2 separate regions of the Homo sapiens genome follow, and region 1 is linked to region 2. The links are chromatin loops, found by intact Hi-C in ENCODE. Cell type or tissue: CD4-positive, alpha-beta T cell. All regions are shown on one strand. Each heading gives the region's core, and the rest is flanking DNA. Links, peaks and the distances in the headings are about the cores only.

Region 1 (5,379 bases), core at 55-5,054, 240 kb after region 2:
CACAAGAGACACAGCTTTGCAGGGCCATTTCAAAATACATCAGGGAAATATATGTTAGGGTAAAATACTTTGATTTCCTTTTAGGGCCTGTTATCTGTCATGTGATGTTATGCTAGTGTCAGGTTGGAGTTAGTATCATATTGCTATAAGAGTCTGTTCTGTCAGCCTTAGGGTCTCTGTTTTAATGTTCATGCCAGCCAGTTGTGCCTGAACTCCAAAGGGAGGAGGGTATAACAAGGCATATCTGACCCCCACCTTCCCTTCATGGCCTGAACTAGTTTTCCAGGTTTCTTTGGATCCCCATGGTCAAGAGGAGGGTCCACTTAGTCACTTGGGGGGCTTAGAATTTTATTATCGTTTACAATAAAATAGACATTACTTAGAGGTATAAGTAATGAGCATTAACTGGTGAGGTCTTAGGGAACTGAGAAAACCAGATGCAGAAGCAAAGCCTCTCCCAGGGTGGCCCCCAGCTGTGGCCAACAGCTCAGGAAGCTTCCTCACCGCTGCTGCTCGTGGAAAGCCAGAGCCAGATAAAATGAACAAGTTATTTTTTCCAGTTCAAGCCACTTAGATAGGATTCCATGATGATTTCTTTTTACCATTTACCCAAAGGAACATTTTGCATACACACAGCCTACGTGTTGAAGCTGTTCCTTCTCACGGAAGGGCATAACCAATTTCTTCACATAAAAAACATCGAGCCACCCACACTCCTCCATGATGTAATGCAGGTCCTGCTTTGACGGTGAGCTGACCAGGGATTGCTGAGCAGTCTCAGCATTGGGAATGATGATTGGATGCAGATAGCCTGTCCAGGGGATTCTCGAGAGCATTTTTTTTGCTAAAAGTACAAGGAGACCCTGGGCAAGCAGCTAGCAGCCCCCTTTCACAACCCTGCAGAGCGTCCTGGAGGTCCCAGCAGCCACTGTTCTTCCTCCTAAGCTTGCCTGCCATGGCAGCATCCACTCCACCCTTCAGTGCTTGAAGCCAAGTGGTTGTCGCCCCGGAAGGCTCTGCCCTTCTGGTTTTAGACTGCTGTGGAGGAGGGAGCCACTTGGAGATACAAAGCCCACCTCTCTAGAATCTTCCAGGGTCCCCACAAATTATAAAACTATGGTCACACCAGGAAACCAAGGCATTTTCAATAACAACCTTTCCTACTGATTTCCAGCTTCATCTTCCAGAATTCCAGTGCACTGCCATTCATACCATTCATTAACTGTTCTCCTTTCACTAGACCACGAGCAGGTATACAGCCACAAAGAGGAACCCATCTCATGAGTTAACTACTCCATCAGCTTCCTTCACCCTGAAATCTTTTGGCAGTACAGGCTAGAAGGAAGAACAGGCTTTGCAATCAGACCTGGGAATGAATCTCATCGGCATCATTACTGGCTGCAAGATTTTGGGAAAGTGGCTTAACTTCTTAGTCCAGCTCACAGGATTAATGTCAGGTTTGGACTCAGATAAAGAATGTGAAGGCTCCCTGCCTAGTCTCTGGCTTGTAACAAGTGCCACCAAGTGCTAGTGTCCTTTTTCTGTATTATGTATGTTGAGTTGTAGATATCTGCTGTCAGGCCCTGTCCCTGCCACTGGCTGGTGATGTGAACACATCTTGTGTCTTTGCATCTCTGCACCACAGTTTCATCATCTCACAATGAACTGCCTGCTCTCCAAGATGTGGAGTTTTTTAAATTATACAATTTGGTTGCACCTTAGGGGATCCCTCTGATTATGGAGGCACAGTAAGGTCCTGAGCATAGGTGGTCAGCAGTCCAGAAAGGGAGAAGGCCGAGGGCAGACTGGAGAATGGGACTGGTGAGATTCAGATAGGAAGAGCAGGGGAGAAATGGTCAAAGTGAGACTGGAATCAAAAGGTTGGCATTTCTAAAAACTATAATTGCACTTAAGAAGTTTTGCCAAAGGCGATTTAGTTACCCCACAGTGAGGAACATGGGTGCCTATGTCTCCAGTCACTTCCCCACAAGAAACCTAATTGCAGCCTGGGCTCCGTGCAACTCCCAGCTTGAGGGGAGGCCCATGGGCTTCTTTGTGTGAGGAGCGCGCTGCAGCATTCCTGCCCACACACGCCACTGCTGCCTTTCTCCTGAGAAGGAGTTCCGTTATTATTTCATGTGACCTCACAGCCAGGGGAGCTGGTTTGCCATTTTGCATAACACACATTAAATTTGTTTTTAGATGTGCTGTTGAGCCTTGCCTGTGGATCTTCTGTCCTCTTGTCGGTCCCTGCCTGCTGCAGCCATCCAGGCACTTAGGATGCCTATCTTTTTCTCTACAGCTGCGAGGAGCCCAGTAGTTGGGTTTCCTTAAATGCAAGCAGATGGAAGCGAGCAGGAGTGTGGAGGCAATTAGAGGATTTCCTCCTCCAAGCAGTGCGGGTTTGCTCTCTCTTTGGGTGTGTGGCTGTTCTTGCTCATTTTAATTTTCCATTTGGGTTTTGTCAGGCTGTCAGCTTTTTTTTCTGGCTGTATTATGCTGCTGGTTGCAGGAGCTTGCAAAATGGGGTGATTTGGTTGCTTATTGTTTGGAATCAAACTTTTCACAGTACGGTATGGGTGACGCATATCGTGATGATGATGACACTTCATATTTGTAAAATATTCTGCAACGTAAAGAATGTTTTCACATACGTCACTGTCTCATTTGGTCTGGACAGAGGCCCAGAAAAAAAAAAAAATGAAGGCTGTACTCAGTCTGCTAGAGTCAAAGTTTTGCCTTATCTTTTTACGCCATCTCTAGTCAAACCACAGCGGAGAGAATAATCGAATGAAAACTGAAGCTTTCTGCTTTATTCCTTTTCTCCTTCTCCTTTCAGTCAGGTAAATATTTTTCACTTTCTGAACACAGTGTTAGATTCTCTGGTGACAATTAAATAATCGTAGCAGATAATCGTTGCCGTCGGGGAGCTTTCAATGTAGGTGGGGAGACAAGACATACAACAGTGAGTTTACATAACAGTGCCTGGCACACAGAAGGCACTAAGGAACTAGGTGCTGAATGAGTGGGTGAGTAAATGAATGTGGAACATAGCCCACCAAAGTCCTGAAGGGCAAGAACCCCTAGGGGGGGAACCAAAAGATCCACAGTCCTTGATGAGAATGGGCACCGAGTGCCTGGGTGCCTGGGAGTGAGCAGGCGAGAGGACCCAGCACCGTTGTGGACAGCCTCCGTTCGGTTAGCACCACTGCACGAGGGCTGGAGTAGAGAGGAAGCCATTTGTTTATGAGCTGAGAAGAGTGAGCAGGAAAAATGCCATTCTTTGCTCTTAAGGATGAGACAAGCATAAAAAGAGAGGCAGACAGGCAGACCAGAAGGAAGAGATTGCTGACAAAATCATTGTCAGGAAAAGTGCCAGTGAAATCACTCCACCTTAAAAGATCTATGTTCTGGTTTTGAGAACCTACTATATTGTAGACCTGTGCCAGAAGCCAGAAGAAGGCAATGGGAAGAATCAAAGAGATTCTTGGCCCCAACCCTTACCAGACCCTGCCATGCACAGGAAACAGTTAAACAATGTGACTGTCTCACCTGCAAATGATCAAGTGTTGGGTATAAGCCAAGGAGCTGAGAGAGGGGGAGACCAGCGCAGGTCTGAGGAGCTGAGAAGGGAGGCTTACGTGAAGGGTAAGACTCGCATGGGCCTGGCCGGTGGACAAGATGTGGGAACTGCATGGACAGTTATGTGGAGGTGCATTCCATCCTGGCTGGAGAGTGTGTGAGGGGCAGTGGGAGATTGGTGGAAAAGATATAGGCCACTGGTGTGGAAGGCTGGGAAGCCACGCTTCAGATCGGAGAAAGTTGCTAATCAGAGAAGCGGCGTTCTGGAGGTGGTAAGTGGAGCTTTGTTCATGCCCAGAATTTTCATTCCTGTCCTGCCGTCCTAAATGCTGGGCTGCAGTCTGCACTGTCCCCCGCTGATGGTATGAGAGTAAGCCAAAGGAAGGAAACATCTTGTTGGGATGGCACTGAGCCATTTCAGTGTCTCCTGGGGGCACTGAGCCATGCCCCAGGGCAAATGCCCAGTGGAGAACAGGAGTTCAGGAGAAAAGGTCGTCCTCCAGTCTAACAATCAGCAGGACACTTGGCTTTTGTTGGGTATTTTCACTGCCATGAAACTATACTTGGTTTGTGAATGTTTTGGTGACCACCAAAAATGTATATGATGTGAATTCTAGGCATTTTCATTATGGTGGATTTTTTTAAATAACGTCCACATTAATATACACCCCTAGTGTAAAGTACTTAAAGATACAGAACAAAACAAAAGTCACCTATTAACCCATCACACAGAGATAGTCACGCACATCATTAGTATTTTGTTGAATGTCCTTTCCCGGTGCAAATTTAGGAATGTTTAAAACATGGTTTCAAATTGGACTTAATGTTTTATATCCTACTTTGTTTTAACTTAGCAGTGCACCGTGAATATTTTTTAGTCACTAAATTTATGTTGCAATATGATTTTAGTGCTATATACTATTCCATTATAGGTATGTACTATATTTAATCAAACAGAAAATCAGTCTACTATCTTTGCTTATTTTGATGTTTCCAGTGAGTTAGGCTTTTAACATATTTTTAAAAACAACATCAGAATCTAGTGTTTTCAGATAACCATGTTTTTATTGAGTGAGTTGTCCAGCAAGATCCACGTGAATATAGAACATTCTCTACCCTTTTATCTCATTTTTTTTGTCACTTCATTAAAAATGGTAATAAGTCAACCCCTCTGTGGAAAAAAGAAATCGTATGTGCCATAGTTTCCTTCTCTAAGACTGTTAAAAACATGAGCTGACCAGGCCCCCATGCCGATGGACATACCTGGATATACAGTAAGAGTACAGGGAACGCAATTGGATCAAGAAGTTCTTAGAATTTAAATGACATCCTGTGTTTTGTTGTAGTGAAATTTCAACAGAAGTAACTCTCCCTATTATCTTCATGTAAATGAAGAACCAAGCATTCAAGAGCTTTCTTAAGAGCTTTGCCTACCTCTTGACCAATGTCTCCCTTCATAGCATCCATCTCCTTCCTGATGTGGGATGCCATTTTGGAGGGCCACTTCCTGCTGACTTTATTGTAAGCTGTGTAGAAGAGAAGGTATCAGCCATATTTTTCCTTTTAGGCAGAGTTTGATTTGCAGAGGCCTGGACTTCCTGCTTATGTGTCTTTCCAGTGAATAAGTGTGATTCACCACAGTTCAAAGTAACCCCATCTACAACGCCTCATTTTTTTAAGTGAAATTTTTCCATGGGAATAGAATAGAGAGGAATCCTGTAGGTCTTCCATGAAATTATACTCCCTGCCTCTCAGAGTTTTACAATATAATTAGGTTACTTGTTTGTCTTAAATTTT
Region 2 (5,379 bases), core at 59-5,058:
AACCCTAACTTTAGACTAATTATTTTCTGCCTTAAATTATAATTCCTGAACATGGTTTTCTTCTCAGCCTAGATTACAAACTCCCTGAGGGAAAAATAGGAAACTTTATACCACACCTTCCCTAGGTATTTAGCATTGTGTTTTGCAATAAATACATATTTCCTTAATTAATACATTCTGAAGGAAGAACCCGTAGGACTTGGTGTTTACTGGGGAAAAAAACATAAATAGAGGAATAAAAAGAACTTGAAAGTTTTGAAGTTTAGCTGAGCAGAAGGGAAATCATGACACTGGTAGGGATAGTGACTCCGATGGGTAAAGCAATTTGGGAGTTTAGGTGACAGTAAGGCATCTCAAAGGAAACGGCCACCAGGCAGCTAGAAATATGAGACTAGCAGGGAGCATAGATGTGAGACATACAGCTCTGAGAATCCATATGATCCCCAATGAATAAAGTGGAGAAAGAGAAAAGTATGTGTTAAGAACCTGAGCCTTGAAAAATAAGAGTATGGAAAACAAAGAAACCACAACATAAGAGCTAGAGAAAAGAACTAAGATTGTGAAGAGGACAGCATTTCCAGAAAGAGATGTCAACAATGTTAAATATAGACACTCACTGAACTGATGTTTACTGAGCACCTACTAGGTGCCTGGTTCTTTTGGATGTACTGGAAATAGAATGGCCAGGAAAGTCCTCACCATGGAGTTGACATTGAAGAAGAATGCTGGACACGACGGAGCAGGCCATGCAAATATCTGGAGAACATGTGTTCCAGGCAAGGGACAGCATGTTAGCTTCCTATGGTTTCCATGGCTGGATATAGTGTGAATCTCTGGCTTTTGATGGTCAACTCTAAGGGCGGCTCCTGCAGTGCTCTCTGTAACTTATTGGCTTTCACACATGGATGAGGGATTAGGTCTTTGTGATTTTCTATGCTCAGGGGCCCTATATGGGAACCACGTTGGTATTTACGGGTTTTTTTTTTTAATGGTGAGTTTATGGCTGGATCCTTGAGGACTACTTTGGACACTGTCTGATTCTTCTCTGCTTCTTCAGCACTGATTGTAGTAAACGGTGCTCAATATGTGTTCAACCATTGTGGACCATTTTTAAATGGACTATCAAAGGGAGACAAAACTGGACACTAAAGTGGAAAGGGCCTATTTTAAACATTAATAACAATTGCAATAGAGAAAAGAGTCCAGTGTGAACTGAACTCATCCTTGATTTGCAGATGTGGCTGGATATTTCAAAATGGGATTGAGGGAGTAGAGGCTCAGTAGAGTCAGAGAAGTGAAAAATTACAAAAAGTGAGAAGGAGGTGTTGATCCACGTGAAACCCACCTGGATTTGCTAATTGGCACTTATTGAAATTAGATTCCTACCCTACTACAGAGATTGGGTGACTGGGACCCTGTCTTTAGGTGTTGGCAGGAACAAACAGTAAATTCTTTTAGTAGCCTTGAGTTCTCTCAGGCAGGTGCTTTATGGGGGCTAGGGTCATCTGAGGGGTGCAGCTTTGAGTTTTTTGATACTTTGTTAGTGTTTGTTCAAGTGTTTATAGATCAAGGTCGAGCCCCAGTAGAGAAGAGGGCTCAGGGGAGTCTGCTAGTTTGGTCAAGAAGAGAATCTTTGTGGGGACAATGGTTGTTGCTAAAAGAAACTAGGACAAGTCTAATAGAAATTGTATAAAGGGTATTCACATGTAATATACTTCTTGCTTCTGATGTGTACATTTTCATAACTCTGAAAATGTCTCTGTAAGTTTGTGTATTGATAGGGCACGTGGATTAGGCCCTGAGAGTTAAGGCCCTTTAAGCAAATGCTTGGGTCCTTGATCTAATACTACTGGGAGGAGGAAGCACAGGTGAAATTGAGAAAGCCCCAAGCACCATTATGTGCTCATAGCTTAAAACACAACAGCAAAACATGGAGCATTTCTATGTTGAAGCTTGGTTAAAAGGCAACGGCAGGCCAAACCCAGTTATTACAGCAAATATGTACTGCAAATCTATCTGCCTTCAATTGGTTGAAGTTACAGGAAAATATATTCCCTCATTCCCTAACCCCCCAAACCCCTTGCAAAACACATCCCACAAATTCCCATCCCCAACAGCAAAGTCATGGGCCATGAACTGCGATGTTAGCCTTTCTCTAAAGAATCTGCTCCTGGCTCCTGACAGAGTTTGGAAGTCATCCTCTGGCCCCATTCTTCGCTGGGAATGAGCGCCATCAGCCTGTGCACACACTTGGCCTGCACATCACCCTGGAGACTCAGAACCTGGCTTCAGAAGAGTGGGAGGGGCAGAAGACGGAAGCAGAAAGCAGGGGCGAGGGCAAGAACCCCCTGGAGCTGATTGCTGCTCTGTGAACGCACCAAGGTCAGGGGAAGGAAATCTTCAATAGTCGACAGCCTCAGGTAGAAATGGAGAGCTGGCCACCTCTAGGGAGCGGCTGTCAGTGAAGAAGGGTGAGCGGGAACCCCTGACCTCCTCACAGCGCCCGGAGACATTGCTCTTCTCTCCTACTCTCCTGTCCGCTATTTCAACCACACACACACACACACACACACACCCTGCAGTAAAAGAGTTGATGCTTTCCTATGGGAACTCTCTGGTTGAAATCCTAAAGGCAAGTGAAAGGGCTTTTTAAAACCAATCCCAATGATCCGTTTGAGGGAAAAGAAATAAGGCAATGTTTGGAATAGCATCTCCAGCACTGATGGGAGTAAGTGGTACCAATGAAGTGAAATCCTCAGCTGTCAGTCCTGGGCTTCTCTACCAGGGGAAACAATGAGAAATGTTTTTTGTTACCTCGCCTTTGTTCGTTGGAAATTTGATCAGAATTCCCATGTCTGCTATTTTCCTTCTGTACGCTTAACCAAATGCAAAGTCTCAGGCTCACGCTAGAGGTCGCTGTTGATCACATCCGAACCTCACCTCCCAACGCAGGCAGGAGAGGCAGGCTCACCGCCGCACGTCTTCACTGCAGTGGGAACAGCCTGCAGGCTTTGGTGGCAGGAAGATCAGTTTGGCCACACCCGGTTCAGGTACAGCGCATCGGCCTGCGAGGACGTTGCTTTTTATTTCACAGACAAAAGTATAAAACGAGGATAAAGCAGATAATTAAAGGTGCTTCAAATTAATTTGAATTTTTTTAAGTACTGCATAATTTATGACGTTTCAACACTTCCCTTCCCCTCCCTGTCTGACCCCCCAACCATATCACTTCTTCCCCCACTTCCATTAAGCAGTTTGAGGAGTGTACAATATGAAGGACTTGAATAAAAGCCCAGGCTTAAATATGGACCATACCTGCAGTTAGCCGCTATCACTGACACCACTGGGCTTGTATCCTTCCCAGCTGGTTCTACGCCCAGAATATAAAACAGCTAAGAAATAAAATGACAAGACAACAGGGCCGATAACATTGTAAGCAATTACAGCCTCTCTTGATGCTGAGAATCCTAAAGACGCCACCCAAAAAGCAGTATTCTAATCGAAGGCCATTATTAATGAACCAGATCTCTGCTTGGCTGACTCCTATTCTTCCTCTCCTAATTATATTCATCTGCTCCTTCTTTGGTCCTAACTTTGGAAATTGCTTTCAGCACAGACCAATCCCAAAGGCGAGCTGGAAGCCAGAGCTGAAATAAAAGTCGGCGGTATTATCATTTTGAGGCAAGTCACGAAGTATTTATTGTTTGCTGCATTTCCACTTCTGCCCTTGACTCTAGACCCAAAGTAGAATTGCAGTGGTGATGCAGTGACATCATACACGCAGACACCGGTGCAAAGCAGTGTCTCATTCAACATTAAGATTGTGGCACTGACGGCAAGGCTTAGAAAAATTCCCAAAAGATAGGGTCCAGAGCACTGGTGTCAACTAAAAAAGGTTTATTGGTAAAGAGTGTGGCTTTGACAACCCCCGACATGGGAAGAGAGCAGAGGCTGCAACAGCCTAGCAGGGGCCAGGATGCAGCCACGACCGTGGCTTCTGTGAGGAGGCTTATTACATGAAAGCAGCCGAGAACTTATTACGAGAGGCAGCCTACACTTGGGTCCCAGGCGGAGGTGCTGTCACTGAGTAGGATGAGAGGAAAGGAACCTCTAACAGTGTTATAGCAGGAGGGACATGGCATAGGTGTAGTTTAGAGGGAAGGAATCTGACTGTACATATTTATTTATTTATTTATTTAGAAGGAGTCTCTCTCTCTTGCCCAGGGTGGAGGGCAGTGGTGCGATCTCAGCTCACTGCAACCTTTGCCTCCCAGGTGCAAACTTTGCCTCCCAGATTCAACCTGGGAGGTACAACCTCAGCCTCCCAAGTAGCTGGGATTACAGGCACCCACCACCGTGCCTGGCCTAACTTTTGTATTTTTAATAGAGGGGTGTTTCACCATGTTGCCCAGGCTGGTCTTGAATTGCCGACCTCAGGTGATCCACCTGCCCCAGCCTCCCAAAGTGCTGGGATTACCGGCGTGACCCACTGTGCCCAGCCCACCTTTTTAATATTGTGGTAAAATATACTGCTATGTTCTGAATGTTTGTGCTTCCCCCAGATTCATATGTTGAAACCTGATCCTCCAATGTGATGGCATTAATTTGGGGAGGTGACTCAGTCATGAGGGCAGAGCCTTCATGAATGGGATTAGTGCCCATATAAAAGAAGCCAGAGGGAGCTTGTTGTCCTTCTGCCATGTGAGGACACATAAAAGGCATTGTTTATGAGGAATAGGCCCTCATCAGACACCAGATCTGTAGGTGCCTTGATCCTGGACTTCCCAGCCCCTAGAACTGAGGCTGTTCTGAGAGCAATAAATTTCTATCATTTATAAAATGCCCATTCTAAGGTATTTTGTTATAGCAGCCCAAACTAAGACATATATATATATATATACACACACACATATATATATTATAAAATTTACTATTTTCATCATTTTTAAGTGTACAATTCAGTGGCATTAAGTAGATTCACAATGTTGTGCAACCATCACCACCACCCATCTTCAGAACTTTTTTATTATCCCAGACTGGAACTCTGTAGCCGTTAAGCACTAATTCCCCATTTTCCCCTCTTCTCACTTCTTGGCAACCACCAGTCTGCTTTCTGTCTCTGTGAGTTTGACTATTCTACGTACCTCATAAAAGCGGAGTCATACAATATTTGTCCTTCGGTGTCTGATTTATTTCACTTAGCATCATGTTTTCAAGGTTCATTCATGTTGTGGCATGTCAGAACTTCATTCCTTCTTAAGGCTGAGTGATAGCCCATTGTCTGTATATACTACATTTTGTTTATCCATTCATCTGTCAGTGGCCATTTAGGTTGTTTCCACGTTTTGCATAGTGTGAATAATGCTGCTGTACATACTG

What was found. Hi-C counts contacts between places; a loop is a spot of excess contacts. Peaks named below come from ENCODE experiments on the same cell type or tissue, not always from the same donor. Only the 100,000 strongest peaks of a DNase experiment are listed, where the experiment ranks them.
Region 1: a loop joins it to region 2, with 3 times the contacts of the local background. A loop is called at or near these places in 11 of 110 quality-filtered maps.

The regions. Positions count from the first base shown.
Region 1 is chr6:111,757,309-111,762,687 of GRCh38, reverse strand. The region is part of intron 3 of FYN (FYN proto-oncogene, Src family tyrosine kinase); the gene reads left to right. Among named protein-coding and RNA genes, the nearest start is that of FYN, 110 kb to the left of the region's middle. In CD4-positive, alpha-beta T cell, for the core only: no CTCF peak of the experiment used is centred there; DNase peaks (open chromatin) are centred at 597, 1,592, 2,657 and 3,567; H3K4me3 peaks cover 3,130 bases; H3K27ac peaks cover 5,000 bases.
Region 2 is chr6:111,994,857-112,000,235 of GRCh38, reverse strand. No RefSeq gene overlaps it. Among named protein-coding and RNA genes, the nearest start is that of CCN6, 57 kb to the left of the region's middle. In CD4-positive, alpha-beta T cell, for the core only: CTCF peaks have their summits at 2,698 and 2,901; DNase peaks (open chromatin) are centred at 2,955 and 3,764; H3K4me3 peaks cover 374 bases.